2 separate regions of the Homo sapiens genome follow, and region 1 is linked to region 2. A link is a loop called in an ENCODE intact Hi-C map of the cell type or tissue named here. Cell type or tissue: sigmoid colon. All regions are shown on one strand. Each heading gives the region's core, and the rest is flanking DNA. Links, peaks and the distances in the headings are about the cores only.

Region 1 (16,719 bases), core at 5,712-10,711, 92 kb before region 2:
TGGCCTAAATACACCAATTAAAGGACAGAGATTGTCAAAATCGATCAGAAGTAAGACCAAACTATATGTTGTCTACAAGAAACCCACTTTAAATTTAAAGACATATAGATTAAGAGTAAATGGATGGAGAAATATATACCAAGGTAATATTAATCAAAAGAAAATGAGAGCAGTTATATTAATTTTAAACAGAACACACTTCAGAGCAAGAAAAGTTATCAGAGATAAAGAGGTGCATTACGTAATAATAAAGGTGTCAGTTCTCCAAGAAGACATAATAATCCTTAACACTGCATACACATAAGAACAGAACACCAAAATACAGGAGGCAAAAACTAAGAAGTGCAAGGAGAAATAGATAAATTCACGATTATAGCTGCAGACTTCAACACTTCTCTATCATAAATGAACAGATACAGAAGGCAGAAAATTAGTTAAGGGCATAATTGAACTCAACAGTACTATGAATCAGTAAAATTTATATCAATAGACTACTTTACCTAACGATGCCAGGATAGACATTCTTCTTAAGTTCATATGGAACATTTACCAATATATTACACATTCTACATAAAACTTACCTTAACAAATGTAAAAGAATAGAAATTACACAATGTCTGCTCTCAGGCCACAGTGGAATTAAAGTAGAAATCTATAACAGAAAGATAGGTGGAAAATTCTGAAATACTTGGAGATTCAGCAACACACTTCTAAATAACATATGGATCAAAAAAGAAATCTCAAAATAAGTTATAAAATATTTTGGACTAAATGAAGAAAGATCTAAAATCAGTGATTTAAGTTTCTAATTTAGGAAGTTAGAAAAAGAAGAGGAAACTAAATTCAAAGTAAGTAGAATGAAATAATAAAAATTAAGGGAGAATTCAGTGAAATTGAAAATAAGAAATTCATAGAGAAAATCAATAAAACAAAAAGCTAGTTCTTTGAAAACAATAAAATTGATACATCTCTAGCCAGTCTAAACAGAAATGAAGAGAGAGAGAAAGAACAAAAATTATTAACATAAGAAATGAAAGAAGCGACATCACTATAGACACCATGGGCATTAAAGGGATAGTCAAGAATAATCAAGTACTACAAAATATGCCCACAAATTTGATAACCTTGATGAAATTGACCAATTCCTTGAAAGACACATTCTGCTAATACACAAGAAGAAATAGACAATATGAATAAGCTTATATATATATTAAAGAAATTGAATAAAAATTAATAACCTTTCAAAACAGAAAGTACCAGGCTGAGATGGGTTCACTGGTGAATTCTGCCAAACATAGAAGGAAGAAATTATACCAATTCTCTAAATCTGTTTTAGAAGATACAAGCAGAGAGAATACTTTCTGACTCATTCTATGAGCATTATCCTGTACCAAAACCAAAGACATTACAAAAAAACAAAAAACCCTATAAATCAATACCTCTTGTGAACATAGATGCAAAAATCATCAACAAGATATTAGCAAATCAAGTCTAACAATGTATACACAGAATTGCCCACCCAACTAAGTGGAATTTATCTCAGGTATGTAGGGCAAATACAACTTTTGAAAATCAATTAAGTAATCCATCATATCAATAGGCTAAAAAAGAAAAATCACATGATTATATTAATAAATGCATAAAAAACATTTGACAAAGTGTAACCTCAATTCATGATTTAAAAAGCTCTCGGTAAACTAAGACTAGAGGAGAACTTTATTAATTTGATATCGAAAATCTACACAAAACCCACAGCTAAAACCAGGCTTAATGGTGAGAAACTCAATTATTTCCCCTAAGATCAGAAAGAAGTCAAGGATGTCCGCTGTCACCACTGCTTTTGCTTTGCTTTGCTTTTCATTTCTTTTTTTTTCTTTTTTTTTTTTTTTTTTTTTTTTTGAGACGGAGTCTCACTCTGTTGTCCAGGTTAGAGTGCAGTGGTACAATCTTGGCTCACTGCAACTTCCATCTCCCGGGTTCAAGCAATTCTCTTGCCTCAGCCTCCCAAGTAGATGGGACTACAGGCATGCACCACCATGCCCAGCTATTTTTGTTTTTTTTTGTATTTTTAGTAGAGATGGGGTTTCACCACGTTGGCCAGGATGGTCTCCATCTCCTGACCTCGTGATCCACCCAGCTCGACCTCCCAAGGTGATGGGATTACAGGCATGAGCCACCACACCTGGCCTGCTTTTCAAGTTTGTACTGGAATGTTGTAAAATTGTAAAATATGTACAAGATTTATATGAAGAAAAGTACAAAACTCTGATGAAAAATATCAAATACGAACATAAATGGAGATATATTCCATGCTCATGGATAGAAAGGCTAAATATTGTCAAGATGTCAAGGCTTATAATTGATTTATAGATCTAATGCATTTCCAATCAAAATCTCAGTGAGGTTTTTTTTTTTTGTTTGTTTTTTAACAAAGAATAACTAATTCTAAAGTTTATATGAAGAGACAAAGACCCAGAACAGCCAACACAATATTGAAGGAGGAGAATAAAGTCAGAGGACTGATACTACCCAACTTCAAGACTTAATATAAAACTGCAGTAAATGAAGCAGTATAGTTTGGCCAAAGAATAGACAAAGAGATCAGTGAAACAGTATAGAGAGCCCAGAAGCAGACCAAGGTAGATATAGTCAACTTATCTTTGACAAAGAAGCACAGGCAATACAAGGAAGAAAAGATAGTCTTGTCAACACATAGTGGTAGAACAACTGGACATTGACATGCAAAAAAAAAAAAAAAAAAGAATCTAGACACAGACCTTATATCTTGCAGAAAAATTAACTCAAAATGCATCATAGAGCTAAATATAAAATAAAAACCATGACAATTCTAGAAGATAGCTTAGGAAAAAATCTAGACAACTGTTGGTTTGGTGACAACTTTTCAGATATAACACCAAACGTACAATTCATGAAAGAAATAATTGATGAGGTAGACTTTATTAAAATTAAAAATTTTGCTCTTTGAGGTTAAGAGAATGATAAAGCAAGACATAGACTGGGAAAAAATATTTGCAAAAGACATACCTGATACCAAAGGCATACTATTATCCAAAATATACAAAGAACTCTTAAATTTCAATAATGACAAAATGAACAACCTAATTTTAAAAATGGGCCAAAGACCTTAACAGACATCTCATCAAAGAAGATATTTAGATGGCAAATAAGCAAATGAAAAGATGCTGCACATATATCATCAGGGAATTGCAGATGGAGATGAGACACCACTACAAACCTATAAAAATAATCAAAATTCATCATACTGATAGCATCAAATGCTAGCAAGAATGAGGAGCAACAGTAATTCATACAAAATTGGTTGGAATGCAAAATGGTTTAGCCACTTTGGAACACAGTTTGTCTGTCTTTTTACAAAACTAAACATATTGTTATCATACAATCCAGCAATTGAGCTTCTTGGTATTTACACCAAGGAGTTGAAAATGTTGATGCAAAAACCTGCACACATGTATACAGGAGCTTTATTTGTAATTGCTAAAACTGGAAAGCAACCGAGAAATTTTTAGTAGGTGAATGGATAAATTGTAGTGCTTCTGACAACGGAATATTATACTGTGCCAAATCGAAATGAGCTATCAAACCATGAACAGACATGGAGGAATCTTAAATGCATATACTAAGTGAAAGAAGCCAATCTGAAAAGTTTATGCACTGTATTATTTCAAAAATATGACATTCTGGAAAAGGTAAAACTATGGAGAAAATAAAAAGATCAATTGTTGCCAGAGGTTGGGGTGGGGGAGGAGGAGGAAGAGATAAACACGCAGAGCACAGAGGATTTTTAGGGCAATAAAATTATTCTGTAAAATACCACAATGGCAGATACATGTCATTATGTGTTTGTCCAAGCCCACAGAATGTACAGTACTAAGAATGAACTCTAATGTAAACTATGGACTCAGGGTGATAATAATGTGTCAATATAGGTTCATCAGTTGTAACTAATTTACCACTCTGGAAGAGGATATTGACAATGGGGGAGGCTGTGCCTGGGGTAAGGAGGCATATAGGAGATCTCTGTACCTTCCCCTCAGTTATGCTGTGAACCTAAAACTGCTCTAAAAAGTAGTCTCTTTAGAAAACTTTTTTAAAAAGTACCTTATTTAGTCACGATCAATTGTTTAAGAAGTATGAAGGAGTCCACCACTTACAGCCAAGGAGATAAAGAAATGAATTGGAGCACTGGGGGTAATCCAGATGAGAGGACTTCTAAGAATCACAGTTATACTGGGTGATTTCAGCTCCATCGCAGTGCTCATCTCCCACAGGGCTTGTGAAGGCCGTGCTCCCAGAACAGGGAAGAAGCCAAACCCATCATTAAAACATTTAAAAATAGAAAATTAAATAAACCACTGAAACTATATTAATATGGGCTCTGCAGTTCTGTGCCAACAATTGTGCACCCTTAACTTTGTCCTGTGAGGACAGAAGTATAAACAGACACTTAAGGATATTTTGTATAAAGAAATAAATAGGCAGACACAGACAGACTCACAACAGACAGTGACAGACTTACAGAGCACTTTCAGAGTTAGACAGGAACTGGTCTATTGCAGAAGAGCAGGAGGAAGCTGGAGACAGGGGAACAGCCACTTTTAGTTGAAACAGAAAACAGCCACAGATGAGGGAGAGCCAAGCAGAATTTGGGAAAGAAAAAAGAAAAAAAAAACATAGAGATTAGTAGACACATGATCTCAGCCTAAATAAGCTTGCCAATATTCTTAAAGTGCTTTTAGAGGAGGATAAGGAGGGGAGCATAATTATTGCACAACATGGTTATGCCACAGTGTACGTCTAAAAAGCACACTTAAGTTAGTGTTTCATCTGAGTCTTGCAACAACTTGGGATGTTCACAGGACACATTACTACCTTAATTTACCAAGTAAGGAAACTCAGCCTCTTCTTCCCTCCTGTAGCTAATCTCCATGATATGTCTATGTTGAAGGATCTTTGAAAATATAGTTGAATATATATGGCCACTTCCTCCATATAGTCATCTCTGACCGTCTCAATGTGATACTCCCTTTCCTTCTTTTAAACAAACAGCACTTTCTGCTTCTGCAATTCATTTAACAATACAAACCGCTGTGGCTTGTTAAATGCAACTGCAAGTGAATTGAAATAGCACGTTTTCAGATAAATTACAGACCTTTTGGGGAAAGGAGCCATGACGTACTCATTCAGCACAGTTAGATATGTCACTGACCATTAACTGAGCAATGGTGGCTGAGAGTTAAATGTCCAGAATTCTAATCCCAGCTCCATTACTAAGTAGCCTTGCAACCTCAGTCCTCCCTACGGTTCAGTTTCCACATCTACACATAGAGACATTACCAGTACCCTCTGTCAGAGTGTTACAGTGAATAGCAAATGAAGTAAGTCATGTTCATCATATATAAATAATTCCTGGTATAACATTTATAAATATCAGCTAGCATCATTTTAATGCAACTTTAAGTTAAATACATGATTAAGTGGTCATTTAGACCTCCAATTTTTTCTTCCTTCAACTTGATTTGTCTTGTATTTCATTAGCCTGATGATATGCCTTGGTATCCTGAACTAACAAAGCTCTCTTAGTGTTACCATCTGAAAACTACGTCTATTTTATGAAAATTTCCAATTTCATAATTCATAAGCCAGTGTGAAAATTTAAGAAAGAAACTCAAACATTTTCAATGGGCTCTAGATAATCATTTGAAAATTTAAATATCTGGGTATCTGCATGTCATGCTTCTCTGAAAATTAAACTTCAAGGCAATAAGGATCCATTCACTCAAATAGCAGGATTGTTGAATTTTAGTGCACAAAGGGTAGCCAAAACCATTCCTTCACTCTTGATCTCCCACAATTAAGCGGTGTTGAATGTTCCTGCGTGGAGCTAGAATTACACATGAGATAATATTATAAAATTATTACACATCACCAATATCTGGCATATATATGTTATTTTATTAGACCTTAATAATTATTTAATTATGATCCTAACAACTTTTACATGCCTATTTAATATTTCTTCCTAAATTCAGGTAACAATGGTGGGTTTTTTTGGATGCAACCCTTAAGGAGTTAAATGACTGAACTTTTGAGTGTGCACCATGTAGATAATATAGACATGTCTGAAATTACTGAGCAAATTCTGGCAAAAAATAACCACAGCCCTTTCCTTGTGAAAATTTCAGAAGAGGATATAATGCTTATGAACACTTGTTTCCACCACAACATGCTTAAAAATGATAAATGTGATTAATGTCACACAATAATGTTAAGATGAAATCTAAGGTATTACTATAAAATAAAAATTTAGATTTTCAGAAACTGTATAATTTGTATAACATGCCTTATCCACAGTCTCCTATTCATGTCAGCCTTGCTGGATTAACAGTATAGTTTTCCTGAGACCTCTGGCTGTTTGCATTTTTCACTGGCTCGAATGACCATGTAAAACCACACCAACTTTAACATATGTTTTTACATACAGAGATTGTCACTTACATTTGTATTGCAAACCATAATTGTACAAAGCCCTTGGACATCCATTATTTTGTTTTCTACTCACCACAAACCCTTGAGGTTGGTATGGTGAAAAGGAGTGTTACACATTTCCCCCAAACCCCACTTCCCAGACAATGTAGAAAACTTTAAATGACCATGGCACAGCCTATTCTAGAAGGTCAGTCTTCCCATTCTTAAGTTTGGATATGTTTGGTACAGGTAGGGCCTTAGCCTGTCAGCCTGGGATAGAGCTGAGGTAGGTCACAGGCCTAGGAAGCAGCGCAGGTGGCTGTTGTGTTAGCTGTTGTGTGAATGGTGATGTGACAGGCCAGGGATTGGTTGGTGGTTAGCCAACTGCCTGGCAGCAGGTGTTAGGAAAACTCAAAACCAGGAAGAGAGGGCTTATGTAGCCAACAAAGAGAAGAGGTCAGTAGAGACATGGGATCCCAGAACATTGGCTCAGAGTGCTTCAAACACCTGGATAGCTCCCAGACCTGCTTTGAGTTTCTAAGAACCCCAGCTTTCCTCATTACTTCTATCTCCTGTACTCTGGCAGGAACTCTTGGCTACTTAAAATGGTCTTATTTACAAATATTGAGTTATAAGACCTTACACTTGTTTGCCTTTGCCTTAGAAGGAAGAACTGAATCTATCCCACCATAGGGATCCATAGGGGTGTCTTTCTAGGAAGGGAGGTCTTCTTGTCCCCTTCCTCAGACTGAGAGCTCTGTGTCACAACAGTTGGGGAACAAGTCTCAGAACTGCTTCTAAGCACAGCTTACTTCCATCGTTGGAAGCAGATGTCATTTGCTTATCCTAGCATGGCAAAACCCTGTCTACAAAGTGTATTTTATTTATTCTGCCCTATACATCAAGGACAATGCTGAAGAGTCTTGATATGGCTGGCTGTGTCCCCTCCCAAATCTCATCTTGAATTGCAGTTCCCATAATCCCCATGTGTCGTGGGAGGGACCCAGTGGAAGGTAATTGAATCATAGAAGCAGTTACCCCCATGCTGCTTTTCTCATGATAATGTGTGAGTTCTCATGAGATCTGATAGTTTTATAAGAGACTTTTTCCCCTTTTGCTAGGGACTTCTGCTTGCTGCTGCCAAGTGAAAAATCATGTATTTACTTCCCGTTCCGCCGTGATTGTAAGTTTCCTGAGGCCTCCCCAGCCCTGCAGAACTGTGAGTCAATTAAACCTGTTTCCTTTATAAATTACCCAGTCCTGGGTATGTCTTTATTAGCAGTGTGAAATGGACGAATACACTTCTTAAACATAATTTTTATTATTTTTGCAGCAACAATACCAGGAAACACAAATTTACATACTGCTCCACAGTAAAGTCTATTTGAATCTCCTGACTTAAAAAAAATCTGAGCTAAAGCTGGTTTAAGTACTATAGAAACAACGGGGTGATATGAAGATATGATGACTCCTTTTATAAACTAACTTCAAAATGTTAGCTTTTTTTATAGTCATCAGCTCACTCTAACGCTGTACCACTGTGATCTTAACTTTGTTTAAACATCAATCCTTGTGCACACTGTGCTTAAATGAGTCTTGCCATAGCCTTTGGCCTACACCAAATAATAAAACGGTTCTGATCTGACTACACAAGATCTGCTGTCAAAAATGTCTTGCCTCCTCACCTGAACATTTCCCCAGTCCAAAAGCTCTGCTTGTCGTAGTGGCAGTCTGAGTCCTGGCACATTCTGAAGCCAGCTCTGCAGCATAAACAATAAGTTCCTACACGGGGGTTGTGTTTGTTTGGTCAGAGCTTTATCCACTAGGCTTGGTCATCAGCAGTTGGCTGGTTACAAATGCAGTCCTGAGACCAAATGGCTGGAATCCAATTATCCCAGCTTCCTGTCTGCATAACCATGCCAGGGAGGAACATAGTCATGTTTGCCTGCCTTGTCAGGCTCCTAGGATGCAAAGTATATCATTTGGAGAAAACTAACAAACAACAGATCCTCAGATATTTTGATGGAGAGGCAGTATGATGTGGAAAGAGGACACATTGGTCCAGAATGCAAAATCTCTGGCGCTAGTCCACATTCCGCCTCTTCCTGGCTCAGTATCTAACTCTTCATTTCTCCAAGCTTCATTTTCTCATGTATCAGAGGGAGATCACAACAGCAACAACAGGGTGGTTGGGAGCTTCTAGTGAGATGATGTACGTGAAAGAGCTTTGAAAATTATAATGATGATAATGGTGATGGTGATGGTGATGACAACAGCAATGATAGCTGACAGTTATTGAGAACCTATTGTGAGAAGGGCACTGTCCTATTTGTTTGATGGTCACTATCTTATTTAATATTCACAAGTATTTTTGAATAACTGATGACAGTGGTAACGGTGCTATTAATAAAGATAGCTAACATTTCTTAAATATTTACTATATATAAGCCTCCTTTTTCAGCATTTTAAGCATATTAACATATGCAGCTTCCCATCATGTAAAATAAGTGCTATTATCATCTCTACTTGACATATGAGGAAAATTAGATACAGAAGTTTGGCAATTTGCTCAAGATCATACTGACGGTAAGAGGCCATAAGGATTCAAATGCAGGCATTCTGACTATAGAATAGGAGTTGCCAACTTTTTTAGAGTTAGCAAACTTTTTCTGTGAAGGGCTAGATGTAAGTATTTTAGGCCTTGAAGCCACATAGAGTCTTTGTTGCATATTCTTTTTTGCTTTCCTTGTTTTCCTGTTTGATTGTTGTTATTTGTTTTTATACCCCTTTACAAATGCAGAAAACATTTTTAGCTCAAGGATCACACAAAAAAACACACATATGGCTGAACTTGGCCCACAGAGCTGTAGTTTGCTAACTCTTGCTCTAGAAGTAATTTCTTTTTTTTGAGATGGAGTCTCGTTCTGCTGCCCAGGCTAGAGTGCAGTGGCAAAATCTCAGCTCACTGCAACATCCACCTCCCAGATTCAAGCGATTTTCCTGCCTCAGCCTCCCAAGTAGCTGGGATTACAGGCACCCACCACCATGACCAGCTAATTTTTGTATTTTTAGTAGAGACGGGGTTTCACCATGTTGACCAGGCTGGTCTTGAACTCCTGACCTCAAATGATCTGCTCCTTTCAGCATCCCAAAGTGCTGGGATTACAGGCATGAGCCACTGTGGGCCCAGCCTCTAAAAGTAATTTCTATTTTACAGATAAGAAAACTAAAGATCAAAAGCTTCAGGAATTTAACTAAGGCCATTCAATAAGTGCTGAAATCAGGATCTGAATCCAGTTTTGCTTACTTTCAAAAATTGTGTCAACCCACACTACACTGTCTCCGTGTATGCTGTTAAAATGTAGGATATTATTACTGAGTTAGGGATACTGTACTTTCTCCAGTCAATTTTCAAATTGAATATAGTTTCTCCTCTTGGAACAGACTTGGGGGCTAGATAGCAGGCTGAGAGCTAGCCGACCCCATGCCTAGTACAATGCCTGACACATAGCAGGCATATAATACATAACTCCCTGTTGAGTGAAATAATTCTGATTTCTGATTGAATTCAATCATTCCCCAATATCTCAGCCATTTTCCCAGACTCTTCTGTATTTTGCATTTGAATCATGCCTTCCTTGTAAAGGAAGGCAATAATATATTCCTTAATCCAGTTTCTAGGGAACCTGGAACAATTTATGAGATAATTTCCATAGAACTATGTGGAGGAAAGAAAGATGTTATACGTAGAAATATTATTTTTACAATGAGTCATTGTGCTCACAAAAATGGCACTAGAAGACTGTACTTATGACTTCTAAATAAATACATCACTAACCACAGGCAGGAAAATAGGGAGAACCTAGTGACTTTATTATAAATCACTATTGTTGTATCCACCAATACAGATTCACATTAAAGCAGGGATTTTAATTGTTATTTAACGTTGGATTTTTATTTCAGGGAATAAATGAACTTCTTAGAAATGTGGCAAAAATTGTGTGCATATGTCCAGATTTTTAGGGAAAAGATCATGGATTTCATCAGACTCTCAAAAGGATTTTTTATGCCCTAAATGTTAGCACTACAGTAGAATTGTTTCAGTGTAGTTTACCTTTGATGAGAAAAAGGGAAACACAAAAAGTTGCTGGTGTGTGGTGATCAGTACTAGGTTTTCCAGGTGTCCCTGTCCGTGTGATGCTTTCTTATACTCTCAGGATACTCACATAGGGTTCCACTCACCAGTTTCCCACTGGCATAGGTGTCTGGGTCTGCAAACCGGTCTGGAAGATTAATCACAGTCCAGGCTGGCCACAGTGACCAGCATTCAGAGCACCCAACAGGGTATATGCAACCACAGAAGGTGGCAATACAGAGTCTCTTCCATTTTATCTTCAGCCCCAAGATCAGGCCCATAGAGACTGGCATAACAAGCCCTGAGTCTATTATTTTGCATTACTAGCACTTAGCACAATGCCTGGCACACAGTGGGTGTCTCCTTAAAGTTTGTTTAAATGAAAACAAGCAAAATGGTGAAATTGATAGCATTTTTTCCTTACATTCCTGAGATGGTTAATTAGGTTGTTTCATTTCTGTTATCTCCTGAGATACTCTATCTATATGGACCCACGTGTCTTTGCCAATTAGAGAATGACTTTTACCTTGTCCTGTTTTTTGCTGGTGGTGCTGGTGATGTTGGTGTTGGTATTGTTGTTTAGTTTTATGTGGAGATAGCTAATTTGGATGCTTCTCTTTGGTATGTAGGCCTGAGAACACCCAGGGAGATTATGGTTGTTGCCCCAGGGAACTATGTCCTGTGGAAAAATGTATTAAACAGGTCAGGGTAGGCTCCATTAGGTTTCATAGACAAGGTAGTCAATGAACTTGGCCTTGGTTTTAACTGGCAGGCGATGGAAGAAAAGCATGGTTAGCAGGGAGAAGTTGCACACAGCCTGAGAGCTGAAATAGGAAGTGGGAGTTGGCCCAGTTTTACTTATTGTACTCTGAATTGGGCACTGTGTTGTAGGAGTGGATGACATATTGATGAGAAACTGGGCACTACTACATAAAGTTTTTGAGTAGAGTTGCTGAATATAGAAAATTTTAGGAGGGCATAACTTTATTTTTTCTTTTTGTATTTATTGTTGTGTGTGTATGTGTGATTTTAAAAACATCAGCCTGATGGAATGTCCAGATGTAGAGGGAAAAAAGGTAGAAGAGGCTGGGCGCGGTGGCTTGTGCCTGTTATCCTAGCACTTTGGGAGGCCGAGGCGGGTGGATCACAAGGCCAGGAGATTGAGACCATCCTGACTAACATGGTGAAACCCCGTCTCTACTAAAAATACAAAAAATTAGCTGGGTGTGGTTGTGGGCGCCTGTAGTCCCAGCTACTCGGGAGGCTGAGGCAGGGGATGGCGTGAACGCAGAAGGCAGAGGTTGCATGCAGTGAGCCGAGATCGCGCCACTGCATTCCAGCCTGGGCAACAGAGCGAGACTCCATCTCAAAAAAAAAAAAAAAAAAGAGGTAGAAGATAGCCGTAGTTGTCCTCATATGAAGTGGTGAGTAGTGAAAGACTAGATAAGTTGTATCAAAGTAAGAGAATTTGAAGAATAAATGTAAGAGACTTGGAAGATTGGAAAATAAAAAATGACTTCCTACCTGGAATATTAGACAATCAGTAATAATAACAGTAATATCTTGAATTTGTTGCCCAGTCCTACATATTTTAGAATATAGTATCTTAGTGAATCTCACTGGTCTTACTACTTTTTGCCTGGCTTTCTGTTTTTTGTGACTAGATATTTCTCACCTATTAACATAATCACTATCGGTGTTTGTTCAGTGGCCATTGAACAAAATTGATTTATGTATCTCTCCTCTAACAGCGCAAAAACACTTGTCAAGTGAATGAATAAAATTTGGTGAGGTAGTCTAGGGCATCTGTTTCATGAGAAAGCTGAGACCCAGAAGGTAAGTGGCTTACCAGAATTTACCCAGCTAGTGAGCGGCAAAATGCAAGGTGGAATCACAATCCATGTCTTTTTTTTCCCATTATTCAGTAAAATCATCAGCTGTAATAGGAAGGTCTGAATAGCAAAGAAATGCCAGGAAATTAGAGAATAAATAGAGAATGCTCTCCACCGAGACGGCTACTATTAGATGAGACAGAATTCAAGAATGATTTTGGCCTTTTAGTCTTACAAGTTCAGTGTTTCCAGATGGTTCTGTGCTGAGGAGAGGAGATGCAATAATAAGAGTGACCCTGATAAGAGTACCCTTTCCTAGTTCCTTCCACTGACTCATATCCCTTGACCAACTGCCCACTCTCTAGCTGGCTGGGACAAGAGGTCCCACCAGAAATGGTGCCTCTGCTCAGCGAGCCAAGGCCTTTTCACTTGAAGTTACAGAACCCTGGCTTGGGTTCTCTTTCACAAAGCCTTAGTAGCTGATGACTCACGACCTTCCCAGCGGCAAGTTACTGAGAATGATAAAAAGCGATCGCTATAAGGCTTTGGAGAAAGAATGTGGGGGTGGTGTGGGGGGGCTGATCTTTATCCTGGCCAAGAATTTCATCATTAAGCAGTGGCATATGGGTCCCTATTTGTACCCTATTGACAGGAAGGCCATATACTGATGATTGCCATGCTAATTCAGGGAATGAAATGACGTAACCCCCCTAATGACATTCAATACGGAGAAAGACTAAATCGAAATTAAATTATCTGATCTCGACCAAGTTTTTAAAAGTACAGATAATGTCTGCCCTTTCATTCAGGACTCCAGACCAATTTAAATGACTATTCATCCAGGCTACTAGACTACCCTCACGTATTGTAAAATATCTTCTAATTTCAGAGGGAGTGTCTCTTTAAAGTTTGGTGGCATTACTTCTGTCTCTCACCTTCTAGGCAGCCAGAAAATTAGAGCATGGATTCTCAACATAGACAGATCTAGGTTTGTAGCCTGGCTCTGCTGTTTATAACTTGCATGACCTTCGGTTAGAAACGTAGTCTCGGCGGGTGGATTACCTAAGGTCAGGAGTTCAAGACCAGCCTGGGCAACACGGTGAAACCCCATCTCTATCAAAATACAAAAAATTAGCCGGGTGTGGAGGCGTGTGCCTGTAATCCCAGCTACTCGGGAGGCTGAGGCGGAGAATTGCTGGAACCCGGGAGGCAGAGGTTGCAGTGAGCCGAGATGGCGCCACTGCACTCCAGCCTGGATGACAGAGTGAGACTCCTTCTCCAAAAAAAAAAGTAGTCTCCTTAGGCCTCATTTTACTTACCCATAAAATGGGCATTATATACAATAATAATAAAAACAATAATAGAAACTACCAATTATCTCCCTGGCAGTGTGTTAATTGCTATCATAATTTTATTTAAATTATACAACCTCATGAGTTAGGTAGTGTTAATACCTCTATTTTTAGCAATACAGAAACTGAAGCTCAGAGAAATTAATTAAGGTGTCTGAAGAAGCAAATTTGCAAATTGGGAAGCAGGGATTCAATCCAGTCAAAATTTTTTTACGAGAATTAAATGTTACCAAATATGTGAAGTGTTTAGGTAGTCCTGACTATCTTATATGCTCAATAAAGTTGCATCCTTTTACTGTCTTAGAAGGTGAAGTGAGACTCTTGCTTGGGAGACACATTAATTGGAGAGGATTAAGAGGCATATTAGGAGTGTCATAAGAAGACACTGAATGACAAGTAGATACCATTTTCCATGCGTGCAGATTATGTTTCTTCTGTGACTCCACAGCCAAATCCTTTACCATCTCCATCTTCTCCTGAATAGTCCTCTTAGCCTTTGCCTTCTCAGATTAGACAACTGGCACAGAAACAATCACTGCCTGCCACTTCCACCACTTCCCCGCTCCTGGTTTCTCAACAACCCTTTCCATATGACTCCACATACTGCTTCTGAATTTCAAATGTCATGAAATTCAGAGTAATAATAGTAACAGCTACACTTCAGTGAGAGCTTACTGTATGCCAGAGACTGTGTGCCACTATTTATATGCTTTAACCCACTGACGCCTCATCACACTGGGTGGGGAATGTGCTATCATTATCCCCTTGCAAAGAAGAAACTGAAGCTCCAAGAGTTGAGGAACTTGCTTGTGTCACACATTCAGTAACTGGTAGACTCTAGATCTCAACTTATGTCCATGTAATGTCAAAGCCCAAGTTCCTAACCAAAGACAGTTTCTCAATTTACAAATGGCAAAACTTTAGGCAGAAAGGTGCAGAGACATTCCCAGCCACACAGCAAATTAGAAAGGATGCTGCTGAAAAATCTGACATTTTATGACATCTTTCAAAGATGCTTTGTTACACTCTAGCCTGAATAACTCTCACTGGGTCCATTCTACATCTCTGGCTCAGTTCATGCTTCATTTGCTCTATGTTGTCTCAATAGATGCCATTATTGGTGAAATGGAGGCCAATGTCCTCTAAGATTACACAATGTCAAGTAACTCACAAAACTTCAGTCCGCTTCATCACAACTTTCTATAAATACAAAACTTTAAGCTTAAGCCCTTTTTCAATAGACAGGACCAAAAGAGAAAATAAACTTGCCATAACTCGGTGATATAACGGTATTTTAAAACTCTAATCTTTCTGCCACTTGAAAGAGGTGTGATAAACATCTTGATTTTATTCAAAACTGTCACAGAAAGAGTTTTCTCTTATCAGAAGGCTGCAGCTTTTGAAGTGGGTGGAGTACTAATGGCAGAGCAGCACTGAGATTTGGGACTGAAGGGGCAAAGTGGGCTGGTACAGTGGAGATGCCGTAACAATGAAAAGCTTCACATTCTTCCAAACAAATACATCCAATGAATTTATTTGATAACTTCAGTGTACAAAAACCTGTGTTGGGCACTAAGAAAAAAAAATGAGCAATAAGAATTGGCCACAGTCCTCAAGGAGCTCAAAATCTGGTAGGAGAGATCAAAAAGAACGTAATTAATGAACCACACTGAAAAGCATATCAAAATGTCACAGGAGAAGAACAAATAAAATGTTTGGGGATTGGAATAGGTCAAAAACCTCATGCAGTCCTGGAGGCTGGAAAAGACTTCAGGTAGGAGGTGGTATTTGAAATACACTATGTAAGAGGTGCCAGGGGAATCATGCCCAGTGGAAAGAACGGCAGGAGTAGTAGCTGAATGTGCAAATCCGAAGAGTTGAGCATATTCTGGAAGAAAAACTCTAACAGTGGACTTACAGAAAGTATTGGTAGGCTATGAGGAGTCCTTGAGGGATTTTGATTGGGGAAATGGCATGCTGAAACTTATGTTTTAGAGCCTAATTCCCCAATCCAGATGAAAGATAATGTCAGTTGTAGAAAGGATGATGTCAGTAAGGATAGAGATAAGGAAATGCATGAGAAAGTCTACTGATTACATAGCCAGATTGATTTCCACTCATTTCTGATAAAATAATTTTTATCAAGAATCACTTTCTGGCTGGCCAATAATTGGCTTTTCCTTCCAATTAGATGCTATTTGGAACTAGCTAAATTGAAATCAATGAAGACCTACTGTATAAATGCATCTTTGTTTGCAGACAGCCAAAACTCCACGGAGAAACAAAGGGGCAAAGGGGAAAAGTGCACAAGAAGAGAATCCATCCATTTCAAGGATTGTTCTTGCTGCTAACAAGAACGGGCCTCAGGTGGATCAAGTCCCCTTAGATTTGGTGGAACCTGGGCTCCATTTCCAGCTGCAGGTAATTTCTGCATCCTTGGAAAAATTCCACATTAACTTCTCTGACGTACAGCCTGGTTTTCTGATCCCTGTGATAGGAAAATGATACTTACCTTAACAGGGTTAAATGAGGTGTCTCATGTAAAATGCTTTCACCAAGGCTGACATGTAGTAACTGGTAAATGGCACCAAAGCTACTGAATTATGATCAGCCTTTACTTATTTCTCTGATCCCATCTCCTACCACTTTTTTTTCGCATTAATTAGGCTGTACTGGCTATGTCAAGCACATTCCTGCCCTAGTGCATTTGTATTTGCTTTTCCCTTCGCCTGACTTGATATTCCCTCAGATCAAATATATGCCTGACTCCTTAGAATGCTTGTCCCCTGTCACAGAGCTCACCTCCTCCATCTAACCTTCCCTAACTACTTCATCTAAAACACCCCCTTGCCCATCTCTATTTTTTATTCTCTTTATAGCACATATCAGTATC
Region 2 (16,719 bases), core at 6,218-11,217:
ATTTGAAATAAGAGTAGATTCACATATTCATTCATTTAACAATTTCTGAGCACCTACTCTGTGTTAGGCATTGTTGTATGTCCTAGGGAAACAGCAATAAGCAAAACAGAGAGAAAAACAGACAATAAACAGATGCATGAGACAGTATGTAAGGTGTCAGCTGATAGTACAGTCCATGGCAAAAAAAAATATCTAGGAGGGTAAGGAGGACTGGATGGCCTGTGGCGGATTGCAGACTGGCTATTTAATAAAGGATGTCAGGGAAGGTTCAATGATAAGGTTATCACAGGTTGTGAGGCTAACTAAGACCAGTGGGTGAACTTTAAGCAGTGGTTCCCAGCCTTACCTGCATATTTAAGTTACCTGAGGAGCCTTAAAAAATGCTGATTCTGGGAATCCACCCTCAGAGGTGCTGATTTAATTGGTCTGAGTTGCAGCTTGGATAGAGAAATTTTTAAAATCTCCCAAGTGACTCTGATGTGTAATGAATTAGAGTCACTGACAGGGAGGCAAGATTTAGTACCAGATAATAAGAGCCTTCTAACAATTAAAGATGATCTGCAATAGCTTCCCGGTGTTGTTTTGTGTTCCCTGGCACAGAAAGTGTTTAAGAATACCAGAATGGCAATGAGATACTAATTTGCACTCATTAGGATGGCAATTATAAAAAATAAAACAACGAATAAAAAATAACAAGTGTTGGTGTGAATGTGGGGAAATGGAAACACTTGTGCATTGCTGGCGGGAATGTAAAATGCTACAGCCACTGTGAAAAACAAGTTTGATGGTTTCTCTAAAGGTTAAATATAGAATGCCTATGTGATCCCCCAATTCAATCCCAGGGGTACACCCGAAAGAATTGAAAGCAGGGATACAAACAGACACTTGTATACCAACAGTCTATAGCAGCATTATTCACAAGAGCCCAAAGGTGAACACAGCCCAAGTTTCCATTAATAGATAAGTGAATAAATAGAATGTGGTATATACATACTACAAAATTTTATTTCTCTATAAAAAGGAATAAAGTTTGTTGTTGTTGTTGTTGTTGTTGTTTTTGAGATGGAGTTTTGCTCTTGTTGCCCAGGCTGGAGTGCAATGGCGCGATCTTGGCTCACTGCAACCTCTGCCTCCCGGGTTCAAGTTATTCTTCTGCCTCGGGCTTCCAAGTAGCTGGGATTACAGGAATATGCCACCATGCCTGGCTAATTTTGTATTTTTAGTAGAGACGGGGTTTCTCCATGTTGGTCAGGCTGGTCTCGAACTTCTGACCTCAGGTGATCCGCCCGCCTCGGCCTCCCAAAGTGCTGGGATTACAGGCATGAGCCACCGCGCCCGGCCAGGAATGAAGTTTTGATACATGCTACCACATGGATGAACCTTAAAAATAAATGAAACAAATAAATAAGTGAAATAAATCACACACAAAAGGAGAAGTATTGTGATTCCACTTACATGAGGATTCTAGACTCAGAAAATTCATAGGGAAATTAAATAGAAAAGTAGTTATCAGGGACTGGGAGCACAGGTGAATGCGGAGTTATTATTTAAGAATTATAGAGTGTTTGGAATGATGAAAAAATTCTGGAAGTGGATAGTTGTAATGGTTGCACACCACTGTGAATGTTCTTTTTTTAGCTTTTTATTTTAGGTCCAGAGGTACATGTGCAGGTTTGTTATACAGGGGGTTTGGTGTACAGATTATTTCATCATCCATATAATAAGCATTGTTTGATAGGTAGTTTCTTGATCCTCACCCTCCTCCCACCTTCCACCCTCACGTAGGTCCCAGTGTCTGTTGTTCCCTTCTTTGTGTCTGTAATGTACTCAGTGTTCAGCCCCCACTTGTAAGTAAGAACATGCTGAATTTGATTTTCTGTTCCTCTGTTAGTTTTCTTAGGATAATGGCCTCCAGCTCCATCGATGTTGCTGCAAAGGACATGACCTCATTCTCTTTTGGGGCTTAATATCACTAAATTATATGCTTAAAATGCTTATTTTATATATTAATAATAAATTTTATTATTTATATTTTAGCATTATATAAAAAAAGAATTCCTGGATGACCACATATCAAGGTACTGTACAGGGCTCCTATATTGGGGGCAGGCTGGCCTGGCTGTTTTAGGTCGCTTTTTTGTCTATGGACTGTGATTTAAACATATCCTTATAACATGAATTCTCCATCAACACCACCACCACCATAAGAATAATCTTTCTTATACTGTCTTTACTCTTGTAAAAGAAGAAAACAGATTCAGAGCGTCTGTGATGAACATCTCTGGCTCCAGAGAAGGTACATTTTGAACCAAGTGGGAATGTCAGGGTTAGAGAGCACCAAGTTCAATGTAATGGTTCATTTGTGGCATGCCAATTAGGAGTTAGAAATAGCTTAACTTTAAACTAGGAGTGACGAGCAAAATTTAAGCATAGAAGAAGCTTTTTAAATTAGGCAGAACTGTCCATTGAACTAAAAGTAAGTCCAGTAATGACAATTAAAATAAATTCCAAACCACTTCTGCAAAATTCATGTTAGGTCCTTGGGTTGCCTCTGACACCCTCAAGCAATCCTGTCAACCACAACTGGACAGCTTTCATCTGGCTGAAGAGCTGTCCACTCCACTAAATTGGTTCGTTGACAGCTATTCTTATGAGAAATTTTACTTTCTCTTCTTTTTTGCTTTCTCCGTGATCTTTTGATCCATTAATAAACTCCACAAACTTGTGGGCTGGTTTTGCCATTTTCTCTGCTCTTCATGAAAGAAAATATAAAGACACAAATTCTGGGTAAATTTCCACATAGGTTAGTATATGTGAAAATGGACTGTGAATGATAAAGTATGATAAATAAGTGATTATTGTTATTAATAATGATAGAGACAATAGCAAAGGAAATCTTAGGTTATACTTTGTCACACACACACACACACACACACACTCTCTCTCTCTCTCTCATACTTTCTGGAGAGTCAAGAACATTTTTTGTTGTTATTTATTTATTTATTTTTGAGACAGAGTCTTGCCCTGTCCCCCAAGCTGGAGTGCAGTGGCACAATCTCAGCTCACTGCAACCTCTGCCTCCTGGGTTCAAGTGATTCTCCTGCCTCAGCCTCCCAAGTAGCTGGGATTACAGGCACCTGCCACCACACCCAGCTAATTTTTGTATTTTTAGTAGGGACAGGGTTTCGCCATGTGGGTCAGGCTGGTCTTAAACTCCTGACCTCAGGTGATCTGCCCGCCTCGGCCTCCCAACTTGCTGGGATTACAGGCATGAGCCACCACGCCCAGACTTTATTGTTATTTTTTGTGGGCTTTTGCACTGGTTTTGTTCATAAACAGCTGTATGACTTCAAAAAATTCACTTGACTTTTCTGAGCCTCAGTTTCTTCATGGATCAATTGAGAAAGTTAGATTAAATTTCTTATTCATCAAATATGTATTGAGTGCCAACTATATACCAAGGACTGTGCTGAGTACTAGATTCAATAGTAAAGAAAATGGACAAATTTCCTGACCTCATGGGGTTCATAGTATGGATGGAAACAGACATAAGCAAATGCACAATTAAATAAATAAATACAGTTTGTGATCAGTTCTTCCCAGTTCCATTTCCCAAATGTTAATATTTATATTAATCCACTGAGGATCTTGATAAAACGCAGATTCTGATTTTTTTTAGGCTGAGGCAGGGTCTGGGATTCTGCAGTTCTCACAGACCCCTAGGCATTGCTGATGCTGCTGGTTCCTGAGTCACAGGTGGAGTAGCAAAGTATAAAAGGTGTAAACATGACATTATGATAGAAAACACGCTGGCTTAGAGAGAAGTGTGAGGTGGTTGGGAAACACTGGAGGTGACAGTCAACTGAGTTCTGATGTATGCAGAGAATTTGGAAGTCAGAGGAACCAGGATAAGTGCATTGCATTCAAAGGGAAGAGCAACTGCAAAAGCCCTGAGACAGAAAAGATTTTTCATGTTCACTATCACAGGGGAAATGAGCAAGGGACTGAGCATCTGAGATGAGCTCAGACAAGTAGTCGGAAGCCAGACCCTGAGGGCTTTTTTGTGCTCTAGGGAGAAGTTTATGTTCTATTGGAAGATCAATGAGAAGACACAGAAGTGATGTAAGCAGAGTAATGACATGGGGGCAGGGGTGATAATATGCCAGGGGTTTCTGCAGGAGTCCAGGTAAAAGAAGATGGTAGTTAAAAGTAGCATGGTGGCTGGGGAGATGGAGAGAAGTGGGTGGAATAAAGGTTTTTTGGGGAGTAAAGAGATAGATAACAAAAATAGATTCCATGAGTGAGTGGGAAGAAGCACAAATAAACGCCATATTTTAGAATTGCATATCTGAATAAATGTTGGTACAATTTAATGAGATGGGTGAAACACATTAAGTGTGAGATACCTATAGGACATTCGAGTGAAGACGTCAAGTAGGCAATTGGATGTATGTGTGTCTGGAGCTCAGAGGGATGACTGGGCAGGAGATACATGCTTGGAATTGCCAGCACTTCTATGGGATTTAGAGAACTGAGGAAGGATGTGATCACCCAAGAAGAGGGTCAGGGTCTTGATGAACAGCAGTACTGAGATGTGCAGTAGAGAAGGTAGAACCAGCAGAGGAGACTGTGAAAGACTATCCAGGATGTTCTGGGGACATCAGATGAGAGCGGTATTTTGGAAGCCAAGAGGAACATTTCAAGTGAATATATGTATGTATAATACATATATATAATATATTATATAATATATATATTAGGAATATATAAATATATATATTCTTGATACTTCCCTGGAACTACTTCAAGATCACTCCTAAGAATGACAGGAAGCAAGGAGGCAGGGAAACTAGAGTACTTTTTCTCTTTATATTTTTATGTATCGAACTTTGCAATAAAATTATGTTAGACCAGAGGGCTCCACCATTGCACCAATGATCTCCGCAGTAAGTGTCTCCTCTCCCACCTGTTAGGAGTGTCATGTACACAAGAAATATTCTTGAAAATATACACAGCACATCCACAAAAGATCCCATACTCCCTATCTAAGTATTTTTTTCACCCTTCCTGCCCAGCCCTGCACAGTCTTTTGCAAAGGAATTACATTTAAATTAAAGAAAATAATGTTTCATTTTCTTACCAATCAACAGTTAGGAGAAGAGTACAAGGGCATTCTGACTTACAAGAGAGCCTGTCTAAAATTGAATTATTTTTTTCTAGTGAGAATTTTATTAACCTTAAATATAAGGTCCCTGTTGGTTTCTATACTGATAAGAGAATGAATATTAACCAAGAGGGCCTTAACGTTCCACTCAGCTTGATTAAACTTTAGACAGCCTTCTTCCTGACTCCAGGCTCTGAACTCCCTTTTCTTAGAGCATTTACTTTAGAAAATTTGTAATTGCAAATTCTTTCTCTAACACTTTGAGATGTAAATGAAAGATACTCACCAGTTTTACAAGCTAGGACTGCCATTCTCAAGAACTTTTCCTTTCCCTTTGAAAGGAAATCATCAAGAAATATAGTGCTCCTATCTCTCAGTCTGTAGGATCGAACAGCCTAACTTAGGTGGACACCTTGCTCCAAGTTGTAAAACCGTCCCTTGTCGTGAAGATATGAGAAAGTTTACTTATCCTTTGGGTAAGGCTAATTAGGTAGCACATTAGGTAATCCCTTCCCCCCACTCTATTTCTTAAAAACCCTCCTGTCCTTTGTTGTAGTGAAGTTGAAGTCAGATTGCATTCTGGTCTCTCTCCCTATTGCCATAGCCTTGGAAAAGAAAAAAGTCATCTTTACCTGCTTAACTTCATCCAGTGCAATTTTTGTTTTGACAGTATACATCATTTATTACAAGTACAGATGTTCCTAGACTTATGATGGGGTTACCTCCCAGTAAACCCATTGTAAGTTGAACACATTGTAAATGGAAAATGCATTTAATGCACCTAACCTATAGAACATTGTAACAGCCTAGCCTACCTTAAATGTGCTCAGAAAGCTTACATGGGCCTAGAGTTGGGCAAAGTCATCTGGCAGCAGACTACTCTGTAGAGCGTAGGTTGTTTACCTTCGTGATCACCTGACTGATTGAGAGTTGGAGCTCACTGCTGCTGCCAGGCTAGGTAAGATGGTATCATACAGCATATTGCTATCCTGGGAAAAGATCAAAATTCAATATTGGAAATACAGTTTCCACTGAATGCATATTGCTTTTACACCATGGTAAAGTAAAAAATTCTTAAGTCAAACCATCATGTCGGGGACCATCTGTAATTGTATGTGTGTGGCTTCTTCATTACCTTTATTACTGGCCATGAACAAAATCTGAGTTTAACATATAGGAGCGATAAACTCAGATAATAATCACATTGCTAATATGACTTATGTAAATTGATTTTTCAAATACTTCTTTATTTAAAATAGAAATAACAGAATCCATGAGTATGTTGTTTTTCCTTATAACAAATAACCTGAGCAATACTATGTAATTGTTTTAAAGTATATATCATTTCCTTTAAATATATGCACTCTTTCCCCCTAGGTTTCTTGAGAGACTAAACATACAAATGGACAATGGCCAGACCATGTGTAACAATAAAACTCCGATGGACAATCTCTGGCAGCCAGCCCAGAACGATCAGGACTTGTTCAATGACTGCGAGCTAGCTTCCCCCTTTTTTAACCCTCTTACCTGCTTCCAACTCAAGACTAACAACAGAATGCCAAAGACACTGCTCCCCAAAGCAATTACGTAAGATGCCTCACTGCTTGTTAGTGCACCTCCTGCTTCAATGTGCCAACAACCTCCAATCAGAAGATAGCAGAAGCCTTCTTTTCCCCGCTTATAAAGCTTTTTTACTCCCCTGCCTGTCTTTGAGACTTTGCTAAATTCCAAGGATGGTGGCTGATCCTCTTGCTTTATCATGCTCTGAATAAATTGCTTGTTTGTTCTCATCTGTGTGGTCTTCATTTGTTTCCATATTCTAGGTGTGTTCTAGATGTTACACTTATTTGAAATCCTATATTTTGACTTAAGTGGAAATCCTTTCTGAGGAAGAAAATATTTCTTATGATTTGGCTTATATTACTTTGGGTTCTTGTACTAAGTTCTCAGGTCTCCCAGTTAACGTTTTTTCTTTTCTTTTTTCTTTTTTACGGAAAGCTTTTTTTTTAAAAAAAAAAAAAAAAAAAAGAGGAGGATTAAATAAGATAGTTTGCATAGCCTTATTCCATAATATGAAGCATCAGAGCAGTGGTGCTTCAAAATCACCAGCAAACACTAGGATCATCTGGAGGGCTGGGTTAAAACACAGACTGCTGAACCCACCCACACTTTCTAACTTAGTGCATCTTGGGTGAAGACCAAAATTTTACATTTTTAGCAAGTTCCCAGGTAATGCTGATGTCGATGCTGGTCTTGGGACCATACTTTGAGGACCACTGACCTAGAACCTTACAAGGGATGCCCTTAATCTTAACCTCCATTCTGCCTTTGCAAATTATTTTCTTCTGCTTCTCACTTTGAAATGTCTTCCTTGGAAGTGGGTTGATTTTGACATTGATGTACTGAACACCTACCATATGGCAAACAATGCACCTGGAAGATTTTTCATGTTGGCGAATTCAATCTTCATAATTATCATTATCATGTGATGTAATATCATGATGCCCCCTTTTCAGAAGAGGCTGGAGCTCAGCATGGTTAAGAGACGTAATATTTTGTAACTATTAAGTGGTGAAGCTGGGATTTAAACCCACATATTTTTATTGCAAGTCCAGTATTTCTCCTACTAAATTTTAAACATGCTTACTTAGAAGTGAATATATTTCCTTTAAAAAAACACATGCTAAAATTTTGCTTTTTGTCTAGAAACTTAAGACTCAAAATACTGATGATGACAGCTTAATATGTGTTGTAAAATGTGCTGGCTATAGAAAATGGTAGGAGAAAAAAGGAATAAACCTTGTAGGATGGAAATTATATATAATGGAGTTTTTATGTAATTCTAAAATAATTTTATTTGATTTTTTTTGAAAACCCTATAGACAAGGACACGAGGGCAGGGAGGTGGTTGGTGCACAGCTGGTGAAGGTTAGGTAGTTTTGAACTGCAAACATGCAGAGTAAAATTCTTGAGGCAAAATCTTAATAGACTTTTCAAGAACCTCAAATATCACACATACTGGGCATGAAACAAACTTCAAAGCCCAAAGAGGATCTCTCTGTACAGAGTATAATGGAGTTAAAAGCTGTAAGGAATACAAAGGATTTCAGGATGAAAGACACTGTTTTCTGAGGCCATGCCTGAATGTAAAGCCAAGGCAGGATAGATAGGCAAGGTGAGATCTACATCTGGAGAGATACCCACTGCTGCACAGCATGTTAATCATTAAGGATTCAATTCTTCTTGGAAATGAAATGCCAAATAATAGTGCTAGTCAATTAGACCTCAGAGGTGGTCTCTCTTTAAGAAAACCCATTTTCCAAAAGTGGAACTGAGTCAACAGCTACAGAGATAGATTTCTTTTCTTTACAAGATCATTTTTTCTTTATATGTGCACAGTCTAGCGTCTCTGGTTTGTGTTGAAAACATTTTTTTTTTTTTTACACACACTTGTTAAGGAATACACTCACCAGGCACAGAAATGTCTTCCTTTGGGGTAAAACACATGACATGTTTTCAATATTCGGCTGATCATTTCCTCAAAATTATTCCTGTGATTATGAGAAATTCAGCACAGGGAAAAAATGTGGACCACATATGCCCTCTCCACTTTGGTAAATCATTTACCCTAAGCATAAGCACTCAAGGAAAAGTGGACTTTCCCATACTCTGATAGTAACCTGCTCTCCATTCCTTTGCAACAGATGGCCTCTGTCACTAGGCCCAATTGCCAGTGGATACAGCTCTCCATATTTTGCCAGGATCTTGGTTTGCTGTTGCCAAGTACTATGGTTTCTCTTCTTACTTCTGCCTCTGATAATGCAAAAAATCCTTTGCCCAAAGGAGAGATGAAACAGCTCAATTTTATGCTGTTGCAGGAGTAGTCAAACAATGGCCATTGGGCCGAATCCAGCCTGCTGTCTGTTTTTGTAAATAAAGTCCTAGTGGAACACAGCCACACTCAATCATTTATGTAGTTCCTCTAGCTGAGTTTACACTACAAAAGTAGAGCTGAGTAATTACGAGAGAGATTTCATGGCCCGAAGAGAAACTTTACTCCCTTTATGACCCTTTATGAAAAAGTGTCATGACCCCTGCTCTTTTGTAACCAGAGATGTTTGGTCTAAAGAAGAACATGGCATTAAGACACAAAGACCTATAAGAGCCTAAAAGGAGCCTATTTACTGGGAGTCATTCATTCCTCTGGATTCTTTCACTAAGTGGAAAGCAACACCCTTCCGGTTGACCACGCCAGAAACTGAGCATCTTGCTCATTTTTTTCTTCTCCTTTACCTAGGTCATTATCTACTCTGAGGATCTCTTAAATCCCTTCACTTCTCTCCAATCTGCTGTCAATACCCTAGGAGAGGGCTTCCTTTCATCTTCTCCTAGACTATCACAACCACTTTTATCCCACTAACTACTTTGTCTTTGTCTTCAAATTCTTAGTATATGAGACAGCTTAAATTTAACATGTTCAAAATTGAACTCCTGATTTCCCTAACCTCAAACCTGCTTCCCATATGAATACATAGCAAATCTATTTCTCCAGTTGCTCAGGTTAAAAATTTGGAAGCCACTTTTACCAGGTCTCTACCTCTTCTACCTCCAGTACATCAGCAAATCCTGATAGCTCTAACTTCATAACGTTTCCTGATCCCAACCCTTTACCAGCCATTCAATGTCATACCATTCTAGTTCCTACTACATCATGCTTCACTTGGTGACTGCAAAGTCCTCTCAACTGGCATCCCTGCTTCCATCATTTCTCACATACAATCCACTCTTCACCCACTAGACAGAATGAGCTTTGAAAAATATTGAGATTGGAACATATCACTTCCATACTCACTGCCCTTAAGATGGCTTGTCATCTCACTAGGAGTAAACCCAGAACCCTCACCATGACCTATGTAAATTTACAAAGCTGGCCACTGGCTGCTTCCATCATCTCAACTCTCACCACTCTCTCTTTCCCAGGCTGCTCCCGCTAAGGAGACTTCCTGACTTCCACACTGTTCCCAGATGGTGCCAATCATGCATCCACCTCCACCATCCACCTCTCACCTGATGCTACCACCATCTGGATCTCTCCATTCAAGTGACCAGAGAAGCTCACCCTTCACTTCATTCAGGTGTCTGCTCAGATTCATCTCTGCAGAGAGGACTTATTTAAAAAAGAACCTCCCCTCACTCTCTATTCTCTTGACTTGCATTATTGATTTTCACAGCTGTTACCTTTTACGCTCCCACACACACTAGAATAACTTGAATGTAAAATCACTGAAAGCAAGAACTTGGGCTGTTATATTCACTGAAGTATTTTCCAGCACCTTTTTGGTACTGTTTTACAGTACCTAGCACATAGTAGTGCTGTGAAAGTACAGTTGGTTCTCTGTATCTGTGGGTTCCACATCCGTAGATTCAACCAACTGTGAATCATAAATATTCTTTAAAAAATAGTGCCTGTATTGAGCATGTACAGACTTTTTCTTGTCATTATTACGTAAACAATAGATATAACAACTATTTGCATAGTATTTACCATTGCATTAGGTATTGTTAAGTAACCTTGTTGAAGTATATGAGAGGATATGCTTAAGTTAAATGCAAATACTACATCATTCTATATCAGGTACTTGAACATCCTTAGACTTTGGTACCCCAAAGAGGTCCTGGGACAAATCCCCTATGGATACCAAGGGACAAATGTATCTGTGGAATGAATGACTGACTGAATGAATGAATGAATGAGCTACTTCTTAATTAGTTATTCTGCCTTGGCAATTACTCTTTCCCAACACTCTCAACACTGAAGTCAAGATATGTTCTTCCCCCAAAAGAAATTAGCTAATTTCTCCCTCTTGTTCAAAATCTTATAATGTCTTCCCATTGCAATTTTGATACAATAGCACATCTTGACCTGGTTTAAACTGGTCCCTACTTACCTCTCTAGCTTTATTTCTGACACTGTTCCATAACCAACACTAAATGAAGTGCCCAAATTCTCACTCAGTGAGATGAGGCACGCTTGTTAAACTCCTTCCTCTCCTTCCCATTCTTTACCTGGCAAGCTCTCGCATGTCCTTCAGCACTCAGCTTAAACATCTTATTGTCTGGGAAGCCATCCTGACCTCAATATTGTCCCTGTCGTATATGCTTCCATTGTACCCTATAATTATATATCATAGCTTTTATCACCCTATATTTAATTGTTATTTAAAGATCTGTGCCTCCCAACCACACTAACTTACTGATTTTGGTATCAACAGTGCCTAGTATAACAAATATATGTTAGACAAGTAAACTGATATACAAGGTAGCCCTTGCTTGAAAGAAGTTTAAAGTAGTGATCAACACAAAGGGATTTCCCCCTTCATTCAGCTCAATAGTTCTGTTAATCCTGTCTCTAAACCACTCCCCCAGACAAGTGCATTTGGGCCACCAATCCTCGCTTTGAATTACAAGTTATAGCTGTTAACATCACATACAAACCACTAAAGAGTTAACAAGTTTCTCCAGAGAATATCAGAAGCCTTTCCCACATTGTACTCTTTAGGCTAATAATACTTTTAAGTCTATTTTCTAGTCATGTCCTGGGCACCGAAGTTGTTATAAAGATTAATAAATTTGGCCCGATGTGGTGGCTCACGCCTGTAATCCCAGCACTTTGGGAGGCCGAGGTGGGTGGATCATAAGGTCAGGAGTTCGAGACCAGCCTGGCCAGTATGGTGAAACCCTGTCTCTGCTAAAAATACAAAAATTAGCCAGGCATGGTGGCAGGCACCTATAATACCAGCTACTCGGGAGGTTGAGGCAGGAGAATCACTTGAACCCAGGAGGCAGAGGTTGCAGTAAGCCAATATCACACCACTGCACTCCAGCCTGGGCAACAGAGTGAGACTCCATCTAAAAAAAAAAAAAAAAAAGATTAATAAATCTAAATCTAAAACACTTACAATGTTGTTTGGCATGTAGTGTCTGTTATCTTAATCCTAGCTATTAATATTCATCTTTTCTGTTCATTTCAAATAGACACAAATGACATTAACACTGGTCCTGGTCTTCTAGCTCACAATGTAGCAAGAAACTAAGCCTGATCAATGACTGATCATTATGAGAGCATGTTGTAATTTCAACAGCTGGGGGCTGTTGAAACGACAACTATAAATAGCGGCCAGAGAAAAGAGATAATGAGTAAGAATACACTGGAGTTTTTCCAGACACAACTGGTAGAAAACACAATTTAATATAGCAGAGAAGAAATAAAGGTGCTGAAACTCATAGGAGTGGAGATGGGGTTTAGAAGGTGGTAAACGAATGTGAGGGGCAAGAATTTGGGAGGATTTGAGGCTGGCATAATCATAAGAGAAGCAGGGAGTATCCAGTATCTTGATGGGCATAAGGATTTTGAAAAGAAAGGCTCTGCATTCTATTCCACAACCAACATGTATACACTCACACCTACACGCCCTGCCATGCACCCAACATATAAGAGAAGATGAGGGAGTGAAGGTGATGGGAGAGGCAGGTGGAGAATAATGGTGGGGTTGCCCAAAGATAGACAGACTGAAGTTCAGATTCTCTACCTGGATTAGACCCTCTATCCACTACTTCTCCTCCTGCACCTGGTTACTAGTCATCTCTAGAGCCAAAGACAGAATCATGTAAAGGAGGCTCATTTGGAAAAGCTGGCTGTGGCATTCCAACCTGGCAAATCTAAGAACTGTATTGCAGTACTTGTCAATGCATATCCAGATGATGCTTGTGACAAATGTTAAAAAAGCCTTAAAAACATTCATGCTCCAAAAATTCCAAAAGAAATAAATCCTTATAGCTGTTCATAAAGATTTCTGTACATTATTACTCACAACCATGTTGTTCATAACTGGAGAACATGAAACATCTAAATGTCTATATTTGGGTATTGGTTACATAAACAATTTATTAATACACAGCCATTGAAATTCAGGTTTAAAATATTTAATGACAAGGGACATTTCTCCTAAATACCATCCAAAGTTAAAAGCAGGTATAAAACAGTAAAGCACAAGCTCAACCTTTGTAAAAATATGTATTTATATATGGGTCCAGATACTATAGTGAAAGATTAATTTGTGACCTTTTTTAAAAAATTACAAAAATACTAGAAGAAATGAGTGGTTACCTTCTTCCTCCATCTCAAGAAAATAACTAAGATTTGTATAACTACAAGCTTTGAAGACTCCAGTGTCAAGCTTGACAGGGAAGCAACAGAGCCTCTTGCCTTCAAGGGATCTGTGGACGTGGTGGTGACCAGGACAAAGTGAAAAGCAAAAGGTCCAGCTTAACGGAGAAAGAGGAAGAGGTCCACAAAATGTCTGAGATTGAATTTACCATTGAGACCCAGCTTGAGGAGCTCACAGAAAAGTTAACTAATTTAGAGATTAAAAGAAATTTGGCATTTCGTACATCTGAATGTTGTAGAGTAACACTGAAATGCAAATCTGGTATATGTATGTGATACACATACACATACATGCTTACATATACAAACATATATATGTACAGGTAAATGATACATACATGGTACCTAATATTTATACGTATGACATACCTGTATTTATTACATATGACTCCATATATTAATATTATCTATATCCAAAATGGTTATCTCTAGGTGATATTAATCTAAAAAAATTTGAATTATTTCTTCATTTTTTTTTTTACTTTTTCCCAGTATTTCCCATCAAATGTGTATTACATTGCTAATCCACAAAAAATTGTGTTTTTTTTCAAAATGCATTGCCTATGTCTGGTTTTGCTCATAACAGTGCCTTAATAATTATATGAAATCCGCACGTATTGTTCCTCTCACCAGTTATTAAACTTACTAATTGGCGTACTTCATTTTAAGAAGTTTTTAATTGCAAATGTAGCTATAAACTGTGGTGTGGTGCTTAATAGATGAAATTTTCTTAGTTTTTGCCCATCCACCTGAAGCTGCTACAAAGAAAGAATAACTTCAATAATTTTTTTTAAACAAAGTTCTCTCCCCTTCTGTGGATGTTTTGGAGCTTACAACTTTGTCCTGAATCTAACCACTTCTCATCAGTGGTGCCACTAATATTAGTGCAAGCCACTATTATCTCTAACTTACTTCTTACAAGTTTATTTCTTGCAATAAAATCTTGTCTTCAATTTCCTGCCCTTATAGTCTATGTGCTACACAAAATCTAGAGTTATACCTCTGAAATCAAAGGCAGACAATGTATGTTTTCCACTCAAAATTATTCAATGGCTTCCCAGCTCATGCAGAATATCCCAAGTTTCTACCGAGACTTGGTAGAATATACCAGGATATAAGGAACCTGGTACCAGCTGCCCCTTTGATCTCGATTTCCACCAGTTCTTCTCCTCCCTCTGCTCCAGGCACAAACACCTCCTCTGTATTTCTCCAATATGTCAAGTGCGCTCTGACCTGTGCGCCTGTTGTGTTTTCTTCCTAGAATATTCACTTCCAAATATCCACTAGGTTCCCTTTTTGTCTTCACTTAGGTCTCTGCTCAAAGGTGTCCCCATCAAAGAGCATTTTCCTGACTATTCTAATGAATGTAGCATACTTTGTCATTCTCAGATTCACTATGCTGCTGTATTTTTCCTGATGGTATGTATCTAACATATTGTATATTTCTTTGTTTTCTAGTGTCTATTAACTGTCTCCCACCAATAGATAAGTGCCACGAAAGCAGAGGCTTTGTCAGTTTTCTTGGCCCATAATAGGTACTTAACAGATACAAGTTAAGCACTGAATGGTGCCACTGAAGACTATGTTGGAAATACGGTTGTATCACCTACTACTACAACATGTGATTATTTATCCACTTTATCCAAAGTCCTGCCTTCAGATACTTCAATCTTCTACTGCAAATGAAATACTCTATCTTTTCCTCAAGACGTTATATATGTTACATCCAATAGAGACCATAAGTCTGTCCTCTCCAGTTCCATTATTTGTTTGTTTTGTTTTCAGAACTCAGTTGAATTGTTTCTATTTTAAAGTTTAGGGTTTTTGGCCACACTAATCCCCATTTTTTGTTCTTACATAAGCATTGCAATTTTCATTTTTTACACTGATTATTTCTAGTTTAGATTACCTTATCCCTTTAGAGAATTTTTTTAAAGTATACATAGGGTCTGATAATTAATTAACCTATAAATCAATCAACTAACGAACCAATCAATATTTATTACTTATTTACCATGCTTGGCCATGGAGCTATAGTTGACAGGGAGACAGATAAGGTCCCTGTCCTCATAGAGCAAGTGGTAATGAATTACATATTGTAGAATCACTCTTCTTTTTACAAATTGTCCATGAGCTTAACTAAAGACACACACATTTATAAGTAGCCAGGAAATTGTAACTTCAAACAATAAGATACAATTTCCACCAGTCAGACTCAAAAAACACCAAATTGCCAATCTTTTGAATTGACAAGGGTGTGCTGAAAGCATACTCTCAGGACTGGTTATGGGAGGACACATTAGTAAAGCTTTTTGGATGCTAATTTGGCAGTATGTTCGAAATTTTTGAATGCACATTTTTAACATATCTATTCTAGGGAAATGCCCCAACACTTGCTTAGGTGTCCAGAGATGCATGTAGAAGGTTGTGTGTTGCTATAGTTTTTTGTAAAACTGAACACTTGGAAATGGTACAAAACTTCACAAATCTATTAGTGATTAATTACATCATGGCACACTGATACCCTTAAAAAATACTATGCAGGTGTTAAAAAGAATGAGAAGGGATCCATATACATATAATAAAAAGTATACAGCCATGCATAAACAATGAAACCAGGGAAGTAGTTGTAGGGTCAAGACAGACAGAAGAGTTTTTTTTTTTTATCAGAAGGAGATCTGATTTTCATCAGGAATATATCTGATCAGCAGAGAGTTCAGTCATATTTGTAATATTTTATATCTTAAGCTGGGTCATGGACACACAGGTGTTCTTTTATGTTTTTTCTCAGTACCTTTTGTTATATCTAAAATAGAGCCATTAACACAGGAACAGAAAACCAAATACGGCATGTTCTCACTTATAAGTGGGAACTGAACAATGAGAACACATGGAGACAGGGAGAGGAGCAACACAGACTGGAGCCTGTTTGGGGGACGGGGAGAAGGGGAGTATCAGGAAAAATAGCCAATGCATGTGAGGCTTAATGCCTATGTGATGAGTTGATAGGTGCAGCAAACCACCATGGCACATGTTTACCTATGTAACAAATCTGCATGTCCTGTGCATGTATCCTGGAACTTAAAATAATTTTTTAAATGACTTTTTAAATTAAAAAAATCTTATTTTAAATACATTTTATTATTTTATTGTATGTATATTATATTTATCTTATTTATTATTTTATTGTACAGAAGTTGTGCTATACTTACAATAAAATAATATAATGTATCCAAAACATGAGTAGATTAAAAAATTATACATCAATATACATTATATGATATCATAGGAGTTTGAATAAAATAAAAACTGAGAAGAAGAGGGAGAC

What was found. Peaks named below come from ENCODE experiments on the same cell type or tissue, not always from the same donor. Only the 100,000 strongest peaks of a DNase experiment are listed, where the experiment ranks them.
Region 1: a loop joins it to region 2, with 2.4 times the contacts of the local background. A loop is called at or near these places in 2 of 110 quality-filtered maps.

The regions. Positions count from the first base shown.
Region 1 is chr5:148,461,292-148,478,010 of GRCh38, forward strand. It overlaps LOC107986462 (a long non-coding RNA gene), which reads left to right. Exons shown (of 4, transcript XR_001742935.2): 2 at 7,629-7,726. It also overlaps a transcript of HTR4 not described here. Among named protein-coding and RNA genes, the nearest start is that of FBXO38, 86 kb to the left of the region's middle. In sigmoid colon, for the core only: no CTCF peak of the experiment used is centred there; a DNase peak (open chromatin) is centred at 8,351.
Region 2 is chr5:148,553,034-148,569,752 of GRCh38, forward strand. All of the region lies in intron 2 of HTR4 (5-hydroxytryptamine receptor 4), which reads right to left. LOC107986462 (a long non-coding RNA gene) reads left to right here. Exons shown (of 4, transcript XR_001742935.2): 4 at 6,542-6,954. Among named protein-coding and RNA genes, the nearest start is that of HTR4, 93 kb to the right of the region's middle. In sigmoid colon, for the core only: no CTCF peak of the experiment used is centred there; a DNase peak (open chromatin) is centred at 9,048.